Linked DNA regions of Homo sapiens: region 1 is linked to region 2. Evidence: chromatin contacts called from ENCODE Hi-C or POLR2A ChIA-PET data. All regions are on one chromosome and are shown on one strand. Each heading gives the region's core, a stretch centred on a gene start or an enhancer-like site at or near the end of the contact. The rest is flanking DNA. Distances are from core to core; before and after follow the strand shown.

The links. Hi-C counts contacts between places; a loop is a spot of excess contacts on that map. ChIA-PET counts read pairs that join two places held with the same protein, here RNA polymerase II (POLR2A). Pooled maps may share reads with other maps.
Region 1: a loop to region 2 is called in a map with no recorded cell type, with 6 times the contacts of the local background. The contact joins two enhancer-like sites. A Hi-C loop is called at or near these places in 2 of 168 maps with a recorded cell type or tissue (OCI-LY7 and mammary epithelial cell), 22 of 37 single-sample maps with no recorded cell type and 10 of 50 pooled maps. POLR2A ChIA-PET finds 5 or more read pairs at or near these places in 4 of 52 experiments (H1, MCF 10A, activated CD4-positive, alpha-beta T cell and 1 more).

The regions. Positions count from the first base shown.
Region 1 is chr11:121,565,972-121,573,354 of GRCh38, reverse strand. SORL1 (sortilin related receptor 1) reads right to left here. Exons shown (of 48, transcript NM_003105.6): 22 at 6,242-6,415; 23 at 3,085-3,198. Among named protein-coding and RNA genes, the nearest start is that of SORL1-AS1, 120 kb to the right of the region's middle. RefSeq lists enhancers at 1,610-2,109, 2,110-2,611, 3,072-3,241, 3,352-3,401. Within about 2 kb of position 3,239, at least 3 of the 41 ENCODE cell types and tissues checked have a DNase peak (open chromatin) inside an H3K27ac peak, as active enhancers do.
Region 2 is chr11:121,518,693-121,525,205 of GRCh38, reverse strand. SORL1 (sortilin related receptor 1) reads right to left here. Exons shown (of 48, transcript NM_003105.6): 9 at 4,357-4,549; 10 at 2,503-2,620; 11 at 2,217-2,290. Among named protein-coding and RNA genes, the nearest start is that of SORL1-AS1, 69 kb to the right of the region's middle. Within about 2 kb of position 3,570, at least 3 of the 41 ENCODE cell types and tissues checked have a DNase peak (open chromatin) inside an H3K27ac peak, as active enhancers do.

The DNA of each region.
Region 1 (7,383 bases), core at 1,990-4,489, 48 kb before region 2:
CAGGCATGAGCCACCACGCCCAGCCAGAAAGACTAGATTTGAATTGAGTCTGCAACCTACAACTTACTTAACCTGCCTTTACTTGGTAGCATTATTATGAAGATAAACCAGGGAACAAGTTTGGAACCAGAGCCTATTAAATAGGATGTAAATATAATGGGCTCTAAACAAATGTCACTTCTCTTCCTCATCATTCCTCATGTCCTTCTGGCATTAGAATGGATACAGAATTAGATTTTTCTTCCTCTCCTAAGTAGATATTTCCTGTGCTTAAGCACAATCCCTGGCACCCCGTGAAACACCCTCCAGGAAAGGCGAGGGGAAGGCAGGCTGCTCTCAGGAGAGTGAAAGGCTGACCCAGGAGGTAAAATGTGGCAGAACAGAATGCTGGCACGGGGGAGGGGTTGTCGTGCACGAAATGCCAAATAGCAATGCTGCCGTTAGACATCCTGGCAGCTCTTATTTGAGGCTCCATTTCTTCTCTGTAATTGAGCTCGTGGTGGGAGGCAGGGGATGAATGCAAAATGACAAGACTGCAGGGATTCGCGTCAAAACCCTGAGTGCCTGACAGTCACCCAGCTAGAGGAATCTGTGTAAGAGGGAGGGAAACCCACTGACAACACCCTCCTGCATCCCGGTGTCCCCCCTCCTCCACTGCTCCCTGGCAGCTGGCAGGGTGCCTCACTTAACTCCCCACATGGCAGTACTCAGTCACTGCGGTCCAGCTCCTGCAGCCCTGCTTAGAAACAGGGAACCTCTCTCCTCCACACGCAACCTCCTTGATGAGGGAGACACACATGCAGGCACAGATAAGCCCCTCTCTCTTGACTCCCAGTCTCTGAGTTTTAAATCCTTCTGGTTCCTCCTCTCCACGCCTCAGCTCCATCTGACATGTGTAGACCTGAGCCAGGTGAAACAGGGAGACGACGGAGCAGAAAGTAGGTCTCGGGGTCTCTGGAAAGTGAATCCCAGCTGACATTCACGCCAAGCTGGGAGGAGGGCAGGGCCAGCTCCATCCTTCATGCACAACTGTGCAGTCTGCAACAGAGCTCAGGGGCTGGGTGGGAGGAAGCCATTGGAGGCAGCAGGTGCCTCCCAAAAGATGCAGGTCTTCATTCCTCTCAAAACTCGGAGCCAATACAAGATTCAGCTTGTCCATTTAGTAGAAACCAAGCCCAAGGGCACAAGGAGGAATGCTCTGCCACCTGTGTCCCTCACTCTTGGATATGAGGTCATCTGGTTTGTATCTCCCTGCTTCCACTGTGCCTAATTATGTCTGGGCAATTTCCTTGTAACTTGTTAATTCTAAGAAGCATCTTCTATCCCACCCAGATATGTAATAAACTCCTTTCCATTATCTGCTTCAATGCTGTTAATAAGCATTAATGTTTTTAAAGAGCTTTGGCTATTCCCCCACAAATATCACACCTTCCTGCAACTCTGATAAAGGAGGCTTTATAGGCCTTATTTTTTGCAGAAAAGACACAGAGAGGCTAGTGCTTTCCCAAATCTGCCATTCAGCAAATAAGCTCTACTCCCTCGGTGTGAAAGGCACCCTCTGAATCCAAGGGAAAACGATTAAGGAAAGGCTTTGTAAATAACCCTCTATCAGCCAAAAGGGGGAGTCTATAGGATTGCAGGGCCCAGATGTGTTTAATGAGCTGGATATTTCACAAGTTGCTTTCTGGGTGAAGTGGCAGGGGAGCCGGGCACAGGCCCCACGGATGACTGGCTAAATGAGTATCTAGAGCTTCCCATTAATCTGTTCTTACAGTACAAATGGGTAAATGAGCCCCTGGGTTGCCAAAGGTAAAATATATAAAAGAGAAGCCTCTGACTTGGTTCCTGCTTCTGGTCTCTCTCCATCAAACGCATTCTGCCCACTACTTATCCTTCCAAAGATGAACTTTCATCACATGACATCAGTGGTTCCCAACTGCTTCTCCGATAAAGTCCACAAAGCCCTTGCTGTCCTGGGCGCTGCCCACTCATCTAACTTCACCTTGGCCCCTGTGCCCATGCCCATTCTCCATAACTCAAACCAGTTTCCTGGCCATGCCAGCTTCCCCACATGCTGCTCCCTTGCCTGTGAATTGATTCCCTCCACCTCTGCTTGGTTCACCCCAGACACTCTCCAGAGCTCTTTGCTAGGGCCTGCCCAAGTTTGCTTTGGGTGCCCATCCTACATGCATATGACACTTCCGCATCGCAGTGCCCGTCACTCTACTGTAACTGCCTATTTTTCTGACTCCTACTTCAGACTGTGAACTCCGTTTCTGCCTTGATCGGCAATATATATGCAGGCCCAGCACAGAGCCTGGAACACAGGGTGTATAGCAACTGCTTGTTGAGTGAGTGCATGACTGACAAAAGGGCAAATCATCTCCTTATAAGATAATGTCGAAGCTATTAAAAATTAAGTGAAGAAAAGATAGTGAAAATTCATGGTTAATAAACTATCTGTTATTTGTGGTTGTTTGGTTTTAACTTCTGCTAACCACAGTCTTATACTTTAGAAGTCAGATCTTAAAAATTATACAGCCTAAAGATGACACTTACATGGCATGTACACCAATGGCCCCACACTGTAGGCCAAGCTATGCATTACTAACCAATGAAAACAATCTCTCTTGAGCCTGGTAGGTAGCCAACATCAACCAACTGGAGTAAATACTCATTTCCCATCCCTAAAAAGGCTGAATATTGAATTTCCAAATCAAAGAATATCACCTGTTTACTCGCCCCAAGTCACCAGCTTTATTACAGAGCCACAGCCAAGATTAGAGCCCAGATTGCCAAATCAATTCAGTTTCAGCCATGTGACGTTTATTTATAAATCTCTTGTAACGAGTGGTACTTCTGGGGTGGTTAAAAAAATATTATGTATATAATATTAATCCTATATATCTAATATCTACCTGTGTATGGAAATATGTTTTCTCTGTCATCTAAGCCCCATCAACTTAGATGGGCATCACCAATCATGGGTGGCCCTCGCCCTAGACCTTAGGCCCTCAGCCTGGGAAGAGCCAACCAGGCTTCTGAGTAATGGTAAGTGCTTAACGTCCAATCCAGAAGACTCACGGCAGTTTCTCTCATCGCTCATGTCTCCACAGTCGTTGTCAAAGTCACACCACCAAATGCTGTTGATACAGTTCCCGTTGCTGCAGCGATACTGGTTGCGAAGACAGGTGTTCTCTACCCATCAGAGTGCGGCAGGGGAGGAAATGAAACCAATATTATTCTTACTGCTGGACCACAGGTCTTTCTCTTTTGAGTTTCCCTCCCTTTAGTAACTATCGGGGGAAATTCAGCCAGATATCGGGTGAAATTCACCCCCGATATTTCACATAGGTTCTTTTCTATTTTCCCTAAGTGTCGGCCGGTCTGAGAAATAAAGGGACAGCGTAAAAAAAGAGAGAAATTTTAAAGCTGGGTGTCTGGGGAGACATCACATGTCGGCAGGTTCCGTGATGCCCCCTGAGCCGTAAAACCACCAAGTTTTTATTAGTGATTTCAAAAGGGGAGGGAGTGTACGAATAAGGTGTGGGTCACAGAGATCATGTGCTTCACAAGGTAATAGAATATCACAAGGCAAATGGAGGCAGGGCAAGATCACAGGACCACAGGACGGGGCGAAATTAAAATTGCTAATGAAGTTTTGGGCACGCATTGTCACTGATAACATCTTATCAGGAGACAGAGTTTGAGAGCAGACAACCAGTCTGACCAAAATTTATTAGGCAGGAATTTCCTCATCCTAATAAGCCTAGGAGCACTACAGGAGACTGGGGTTTATTTCATCCCTACAGCTTCGACCATAAAAGATGGCCGCCCCTCGAAGCGGCCATTTTAGAAGCCTACCCTCAGGGACGCATTCTCTTTCTCAGGGATGTTCCTTGCTGGGAAAAAGAATTCAGCGATATTTCTCCCATTTCCTTTTGAAAGAAGAGAAATGTGGCTCTGTTCCGCCCGGCTCACCGGCAGTCAGAGTTTAAGGTTATCTGTCTTGTTCCCTGAACATTGCTGTTATCCTGTTCTTTTTTCAAGGTGCCCAGATTTCATATTGTTCAAACACACATGCTCTACAATTTGTGCAGTTAATGCAATCATCACAGGGTCCTGAGGCGACATACATCCTCCTCAGCTTACGAAGATGACGGGATTAAGAGATTAAAGTAAAGACAGGCATAGGAAATCACAAGGGTATTGATTGGGGAAGTGATAAGTGTCCGTGAAATCTTCACAATTTATGTTCAGAGACTGCAGTAAAGACAGGCATAAGAAATTATAAAAGTATTAATTTGGGGAACTAATAAATGTCCATAAAATCTTCACAATCCACGTTCTTCTGCCATGGCTTCAGCTGGTCCCTCCGTTCGGGGTCCCGGACTTCCCACAACAAGTAACATGATGGTAAAGGGGGAGGAGGAATGCCAAGCACACGTGTCTACAGGGAAGGAAATGTCCCATACTAGCCTCTTGCTTTCCTCTTTTAGTTAAAATCAAAAGAGAGGAGGAGGCTGGAAGAAATATTTAGAAGCAGATACAATGCTTTAAGAAGGATAACCACAATACCAGTTGAGTCTATTGGGTAGTGAATACAGTACATCAACATTATAAAATACTAATTACACACAGAACTCCTTAATGGACTGTGTCTACACAGAATTAAAACATACAGATTCAATATATCTATAGGTATGTTTTTATATACATAGTTATATATATCCATATATATTCTATCTATCAAGCAAATGAGTTATGAAGATTTTCTCAATACTCTGAGAAATTTTTCTGCCCCATGACTACTTTAAAGCAAGCAATTAAAATTCCTTACAGAAAAAAAATGTATAGTTTGGCAAACTGCATCAAGGACATGCGATGATTGGTCTCATATTTGGATAATCAAAGGCATTCTAATGGGAAATATGGAGTAGCTTTCTTCCCCTTCTCTTGGAATTTAGTGTTGATTCTATTTCTTTCCAAACAGTTTTAAGATTGTATCCATAGCCTGAAAGAAAGTCTCTTGTTTCTAAGAAAGAAAGGCTCATCTTTTTTCTGTTTATATTTCTTAAGGAAGATTGACTAAAAGGCTTGTATTGTGTGTTTCACTGCCTTGGACTTGGGCCGCTGTGAGAAGCAGGGTTAGGATTACAAAGCAAATAGAGTAGGCACAGTGGCTCATGCCTGTGATCCCAGCTCCTTGGGAGGCAGAGGAGGGAGGATCCCTTGAGCCCAGATGTTCAAGACCAGACTGGGCAACAAAGTGAGACCTCGTCCCTATAAAAGAAATTAGCTGGGCTCGTGCCTGTAGTCCTAGCTTCATGGGAAGCTGAGACAGGAGGATCCCTTGAGCCCAGGAGTTTGAGTTGAAGCTGCAGTGAGCCGTGAATGTGCCAGCCTGGGCAATACAGCAAGACCCTGTCTCTTTCTTGTCTCTTTAAAATATATATAAAAAAAAAGGCAAATAGAATCACAGATAAGGAAAAGCAGAAATTCTGGCCATCAATCCATGCACTTCATGGCAAGGTGCCCTTGCAGGGGTTCACCTCACTCACAGAAACGTGATGCTGGAGGCGGGGGAAGTGGTGACAGTAAAAATTACACAGGAAGGAAAAACTTTTTAAATTTCGGAGGAAAGAAATGTTAAATCTCTATATTCAAATTCAGAGGGGGAGTGGGTGTAAGGCTGCTCTTGCTGCTTGGTCATGGCATAAGGTCTAGACTCAAAGTGCTTTGCAAACATTGGTCTGAAAGTTCAGGACACACTGGGCTAGGCTACGGTGAGAGGATGGACAACCGTTAGGTGAGAGTAAACGCGGAAGGAGTCACACTGGTTATTTTTCCCAATCAGGTTGGTCCAACTTATGCAAAACAGGAGCAGGTAAGAAACCTGGATGTGAGGGATGGGTGAGGAGAGGAAGAAGCAAAAGAATAAAAAGGGAGACCCTGAAGAAAGCCTGTGCCATCTGACATGAAACCAAAAACCACAGCTACTACTTAGAAAGGTACAGCATAGGCCTGTTCTGAGTGAGGACTGAAGGGCCTCTTTGACCCTTACCAGGACTTAGAACCCAAACCAGTATTCTTATGAGTATCTGGTAGGTTTGATTTTTACCTTGGACTTTTTCCAATAACACGAAAAGGTTAGGAAACAGAGAGCTATCCCTCCCTCCCCTGGCGGGGAGCAGGAAACAAAGGAAGGAGGATGACAGGCAAAAAAGAAAAAGGGAAGTACCTTGTTTGACACAGGTATTGTTCTTGAGCTGATAGCCCTGAGGGCAGTCACACATCAGGTCCCCTGATGGAAGCACACTGCTGGACACATCCTCTGGACACCTGCAGCTTCTACTGTTGTTGGCCTTGGGCAGGCACAGCAGGCTGCATGGCCTGGGCACACAGGCATTGCTTCCTGGAGGGAAGACAAACAGCAGCAGGTAGGTTAATACACACCATGAGGGAGGTACTGAATACAAGAAGGAGACCCACTGCAACCTCCTCGTCTTACGGAAAGGACAGCGAGAAGCTCTCAAGGGTCAAGTGGCAAGCTTTGGGGCGCCTACTGTGCTGAAAACTTCTGCTCAGTATAACCAGTGACTTGCATCCTGTCTTCAGCCAGATCAGACTGCCCCAGAGCCAAGCCAGGCAGCAGGGTTCCTCCTGGGAATTTGTAATTGGGTCACTGAAAGACAAGAAAGCAACCAAGGAGCTGGAGCCAGGGAAAGGGTCACAGAGCATGGGTGTTGAAGTGGCACATGGCAAGCCAAAACCGTGTGGAAGTCAAAACTCTGGGTATGCAGATAAGCTCAGTCTGCAGACCGTCAGGAGACTAAAAGAGACTTAAGGAGGCCAGGCATGGCAGCACGCACCTGTAGCCCCAGCTACTCAGGAGGCTGAGGCAGGAGGATCACTTGAGCCTGGTAGCTCGAATCCAGCCTGGGCAATATAGCAAGATCCTATCCCTTAAAAAAAATTTTTTTTTTTAATTTAAAAAAGAACCAGAATGTCTTTGGACTTCTCAATTACAACACTAGTGGCTATAATATAGTTGAACATTGCCTTCAAAATTCCGAATAATTTTTTTTTTAAAAAGAAAGAGGCTTACAGAGAGAAGAGGCCTAATGAGAGGGAAAGAGAAAGAACAGCTCCAGTCCCCATGAGGCTCTCCTAGACTTTCATCTTTGGGCTCCTTTATTCATTCCATAAAACCATTCACTTGAGCTAGCTTGAGTGGGTTTCTGCTCCTTAGGGCCCCAAAGGCCTTAATTAGAACATACACCTGGTTAATGGTGGGCCCAGGACAAAAATCCAGGCCTCCCCTTCTCAATTCCTTTGTGCCAGAGTGCCCCTCAAGAGCTAAAGGAGGAGCCAACCACAGTA
Region 2 (6,513 bases), core at 2,321-4,820:
TCAAAATTCTAGAAAATGCCAATGAATAACCTATTCTAGAAAATGCCAATGAATAACAGAAGCAGACAAGGACAAGACTGGAGAGTGGGATGGATTACCGAGGGGCACAAAGATACCTCGGGGAGGGTGATGGAAATGTTTGTTATCTTAATTGTGGCGACCATAATTAATTCTGATCAAACTGTACACTTTAAATATGTGCAGTGTACTGTCCCCTTATCTGCTTCAATAAATTTGTTACAGAAAAAAGCTAAAAATAAAAGAAATAAAAATTATTTTAAAAAGAAAAAAAGCACAAAAACGGAATTCTGAGGATCAGAGAATTTGCAGATGGAAATGTTTGTTATCTTAATTGTGGTGACCATAATTAATTCTGATCAAACTGTACACTTTAAATATGTGCAGTGTACTGTGCCTTCATCTGCTTCAATAAAGTTGATAAAGAAAAAAGCTAAAAATAAAAGAAATAAAAATTATTTAAAAAGAGAAAAAAGCACAAAAAAAGGAATTCTGAGGATCAGAGAATTTGCACAACTAATTAGGAGGAAAAAGAAAACCACAATTACAGTCATCAGTGCTCCAGGCAACATTCTGTCCACTACAGCCTCTTCCTCTGCCACCACCTGCTCCTGCACACAGCCCAGATTGTCCCTCTAAAGTGAAGGCTGCCCATGGGGACTCAGATGCCCACTCACACAGATAAACTCACAATCTTTTCATCCCCAAGTTAGTTTTCTGCTATGTCCCAAAATAAGGTCTCTTATGCACTGGTTGCTTCTTGGCAGGGACAAGGCACGTGTGGAGGGAGGCACTGACAGCTGCCCCGGTAATCACCAGACGATACCACTTCACTGGAGGAGGAACAAGACACTGCTTTCTACCCAGAAGGAAATCACTTGCAGATGTGCAAATCCCAGATTACACCAACAGCAGAAGGCACAAACAAACCACAGGCCTATTCGCAGAGAAGAGGATACCCCATTTCAAAGGGAGCGTCCAGCTCCACGAAAGGGGAAAGCAGCTGCTTAATCTTCCCTTGGGAGCTGCACAAGGACAACCCGAAAATTTCCATTCAAACTGTTTGCACTCTGACTACAATGGCCTTAACAATCTGCCTCATCTGAACACATATTTGCGTTCACCACATACAGTACACAGTGTCTGAGCCTCATCTCTCTCCTCGGGAGGGATGGGAAGCCCTGCCACAGTGAGAGAAGGCTTGTGACAGGCCTCTGTGAACTGCAAGGTGCCAAATGAATGTTGGTATTTTTATTACTGCTTTACATATTACCTATTCAAATATCAAGGTGAGCATGGTGCATTCCCAGTAAAGCACCACGTGGATGGGAACTATGTCTGCTAGCTGTTCTGAGAACTCCACATCACTCCCGACGTGCTGTTCCGGCTGCCCAGCCTGCGGGGCTGCTCGATGACAAGGTGCTCATCCTGTCAAGTGATCTGTTGGGTTTTACCCTGGTGGCTCCTGGCATAACTAGAGGGTCACCCCTGAAAGCAACCCCTACAGAACGAGACCAAACGCACTTCCTTGGCCTTAATCAATGGGAGGCTGGCAACAACTTTTTTTTTTTTTTACAAGTTTGGAAATTCTCTAATGCCCAAAGATGAAGATGAATTAGCATTTTGGAACTAGGGAACTAGCCCTGTCTTAGGAATTGGTATAATCAGCATCGATATTAGTTATACAACCTTAAGGCAAAAAGAGAGTCTACTTCCATAGCACAGAGTGAGACGAAAGTGCCTATACAACATAGCCCAGCAAGGACAGGCTTCATCTCAACTTCAATAATATACAAAATAATAATAATAATAGCAGCCCATTTCAGGGCTAATACCACTACGCTATAATTTGCTGATACATGCAGCATATATGCCCTGAGCCCCCACTCCATGCCAGGCACTCTTAGGTCCTAAGGATAAAGAAGTCAGTAAAACAGACATTGTCTTTGCCCTCATAGAACTCATAATCTTAGAATGTTCAGTAAAATTCACACATTTGCAAAGGTCTGTGTTTAATTTAAAGTAACTGTGGATATAAATCAGTGGCTTCAGGTACCTTTCTTTACTTTATAGTCATATCTGGCATTACTGGTCTCTGCCATGGACCATTTGTGTCCCTGAAATGCCAAGGCACAGTCTACATTCTCACACAAATGGGAATGAGGGTGGAGGGGACGGGATTGGGGGAGGGGGCTGACCTCTCGCCACCTGGCTCCAGCACTGCTAGAGATGTACACGTTTGTCTTGCTAGCCAAGTTCTTTCCCACTGAGCCTAAAATGCAAGAGAAATAATTATTTTTAATTTCAAGAATATGTCAGATAATCACCTTGCCCAGCCAGAAATTCTGCGTAGTATCTAGCAACTAAGAATGCTTTCAAACCACAAAGCGTGGTTACTGCTGGAGGTGTGGGTGATCGCTCTGCATTTGGCCTGCACATCACCAGACAGCTGAACCCCTTTTGAGAACAGGCAAGCACACTTACCAGTGGCGATGATGAGGCCTGGAGCCGACTCCTTGGACAGGATGGGCATTCTCCGGAGCTGGAGGTTGAGGAGCTGACTGAGGCGCTGAGCCAGATGAAGGGAACAGCCCTGGGAAAGCTATACAACCAAAGTTTCAGGCAGTGTCAGCACATGATACCATGCCTAGCGTTCCCTGTAAACCCTGCGGCCTGTGTGAGGGGAGTGCAGCTGACACGGGGCAAGGAGGCCTGGCCCAGGGGAAACCAGACTCACAGCCCAGCTGTCCCCACACCCCCCAGACAGAGAGGATCATCTGAACCCACATAAATGTCCCGTGGAAGAAGAGAACAATTACAACTTAAAAAGGCCTTCTGAGACTCTCAGGGAATAACAATTAGAAATCAGTGTCAACTCAAGTAGATGGGAAAGTCATCATCTCATCCTATCACTCAGAGATCCTCTCAAGTGACTCAGAACTAAAGAGAAATGAAATGATTTTGTCATATTCACTTTCTAAGTCAGAGACATATTTCAAACATGATTCCAGCAATTCTGTCATAAGAAAGACCAAGAATCAGAAGTCATAAGTCTCATGGAAAAGCTCCCCTGATGTACAGTATCAATGAGATATAAAAAGCAAAGGATTAGCACTAAATTTTTTCCTATGTATTTTACATTTGCACAAAGGTGTAGGTATACAGGGCAAGGCTTCAAGCGATTCAGTCTGGCCTCCATCACTCATGTCCAGATTTTCATAGCTCTGCAAGCAATCAGGACAACACCCTTTGCCATATGGTCACACTCAGTTCTCCTGGTCAGAAAGAGCTTGTTCAATGTTACTCAGATGTGGCCAGGGTTCTGCACAGGAGGACTATGTGCTTATGTGGTTATGGTCAGGTAAAAATGGTAGCAAGGTTTGCTGGATTATTTGCTACTTATTTTTGTCATAAAAGGATCTCTAACAAGTATCTGTCTTGCTAGAGTCTCAGTTTGACCAATGAAAACTGGAACAAATTAGGCTGGGTCTCAAAGAAATATTTATTTGCTCACTCCTCTTTCTGACTCATGCTTCTCTGCCTGCAAGGAAGTCTATTCATTGAAGAGTTTCTGTAACCTCAGGTAATCAGACTTACCCATTTCCTATACATTCCTTCCACCACCTAAACTCAGAAGAAGAAACCTATACCTAAAGCTGATGAACGACAGTTCATAAATAAACTGATTAGTCAGGGAAACAGAAAGCTGAATTTGAATGATACCATTAATTCGATTTAACTAAAGCCTGACCCCCACAGCACGCTCAAAAACACCCAAGCCCCAACTATCCCAGGATCTCACCAAGCTGCTGTAGAAGACACTATTGAGGGAAGAGGAAGTACCCAGATATTTGTCTATATCCATTTATAGGCTGCCTCTTTCCAAAATTAGATTTGATGTGGTAAGCCAAGACCCATTGCCAAATAGAGAAGAAAAACCAAGAAGTAAATTCTAAGGTAAGAGTCTCCAAAAGAATTTTCCCAAGGGCCACAGATACATTATATAGGGGAGTGTCCACATAGCCCACCATGGACAAACAAAATTCAAAAATCCAAAAGACCAAGTAATGGTCTAACTAAACAAGTAGTACTAAAAACGAATACTACTTTTTTTTTTTTTTTTCTGAGTTGCTTCTGCCCAGAAGTGGTAGCAAGACCTTGGAGCAGAGTTTGGGAACTGCAAGTGTAGCAACACAAATAGAAGTCTGCTCCATGTGATATTAATAGAATACCATGTGATCTTGTATTTTTTCAATAAATACTAGACATAGGAAACTACCACAGAGCAGGGCTCTTTCCTTTATATTAAAAAGCAAAAGAAGATTAAAGCATCAATACCTCACAATTGATTTTCTCTCCATATCCCGTGAAGGCTGGAGCCTGAAGAAACTCCCAGGTTCCCCCTTTGTCAAAGGTGATGACCGATCTCATGTTCTCCTCATTCATAGAACCATTAATCAGAGTAGCAATGTAGACTCCTTGCAATCCTTCCACTCGGTGGAAGTCAGCAAATGGTTCATTTGCAAAATACCTACAATATGAAAATAAACAGCTATGAACCTGAATTGGTATTTGCTTGTTATTGTAAATAACATAAAATTTGACCATTTAAAAGTATACAATTTTGTGGCATTAAGCACATTCACAATGTTGTGCAACTATCATTACTATCTAGTTCCAGAACATTTCATCATTCCAAAAGGAAACCTCATACCCACTGGCAGTCACTCTCCATTTCCTCTTCCCTTCCCAAGCCCTGGAAACCACTCATCTGCTCCATGTGTTTATGAATTGGCCTATCTAGACATTTCATATAAATGGAATCTGCAATATGTGGTCTTTTGTATCTGGTTACTTTCACTTAGCATAATGCTTTCAAGGTTCATCCACATTATAGCACATTGTTAGAACTTCATTCCTTTTTTTTTGGAGACAGTCTTACTGCTGCCCAGGCAGGAGTGCAGTGGTGCAATCATGGCTCACTGCAGCCTCAACCTCCCAGACTCAGATGATCCTCAATGATCCTCACACCTCAGCCTCCCAAGTAGCTGGGACTACAGGTGTGTGCCACTATGCCCAGCTAATTTTTTTTATTTTTTGGTAGAGATGGGGTTTCGCCATGTTGCCGAGGCTGGTCTTGAACTCCTCAGCTCAAGTGATGCACCTGCCTTGGCCTCCCAAAGTGCTGGGATTACAGGCATGAGCCACCATGTCCAGCCAGATAATCTGCTATTTTAAAAAATTTGTTTCTTTTCAACTTTTAGGGTCAAAAGGCTTGTCTGACCAACAATTCCTAACAGGGGGTTTAGAATGATGAATATAACATACAAAAGTTGACGAAAGAGTCACATCTATTACATCACTAACGAAATTGACTCCAAATCCTCCAGTGAGCCTTCAAAAACAGAAATCATTAAGTCAGACTTGCAAGACATTAATAACAGTGCTGAGGCTTAAAATTCAACCCAATCTGTAGGAACCTAGCTCAGGGTTACACAGCCCCTCTCCAGGTACTTACAACCTAATTATCCAACACCCTGATCAGATAGAAGCCCACAGGGTTTTCTGTCAGGAAGCTCAGCAGAACCTGTCGATTCTTTCCTAAAGAAACTGTACATATAGCAAGGATGGCTCTAGAAAGCTTGGGGTTATATTCTTAAGAGAATATGGACGGCATGAACCCGGGACGCGGAGCTTGCAGTGAGCCGAGATCGCGCCACTGCACTCCAACCAGCCTGGGCGACAGAGCGAGACTCCGTCTCAAAAAAAAAAAAAGAGAGAGAGAATATGGGTTTCCCAGGCTTTATCTACCATGCGGATACCCTGATGCCACAGCCACAGGGAAGTGGTTTTGCGCTAAAATGATACACGCATTACAAATAGAGCGGATCTCTGAGAAATTGTAACCAGGGTTCATAGGTGGCTGTTAAGACTGGAAGCTTGGCCGGGCATGGTGGCTCACACCTGTAATCCCAGCACTTTGGGAGGCTGAAGGGGGCAGATCACAAGGTCAAGAGATCGAGACCATCCTGGCCAACATAGTGAAACCCCATCTCTATTAATAATACAAAAATTAGCTGGGCATGGTGGCACGTGCCTGTAGTCCCAGCTACTTGGGAGGCTGAGGCAGGAGAATCGCTTGAACCCGGGAGGCGGAGGTTGCAGTGAGCTGAGATCGTGCCACTGCACTCCAGCCTGGTGACAGAGCGAGACTCCAACTCAAAAAAAAAAAAAAAGAAAAAGAAAAAAGACTGGAAGCTTGCCCTTTACTTCAGGGGTTCTAAGCCACCGGCTACACAATAAAGCCGAGAAACGCTGTCCTCCATCAACCATCTCCACACAATCTCTTCAGCTGGATGACTGCCCTGCCACCTCAGACAGAAAGACCCAAACAACAACCTCTGAGGCAGGAAAAGGAACACTAGGAGCCCCACCAAAGCAGCTTCAGGCTGAGGGACTGAGCAGAGTGCCGAATGAAATGCTGGAGTTGAGACC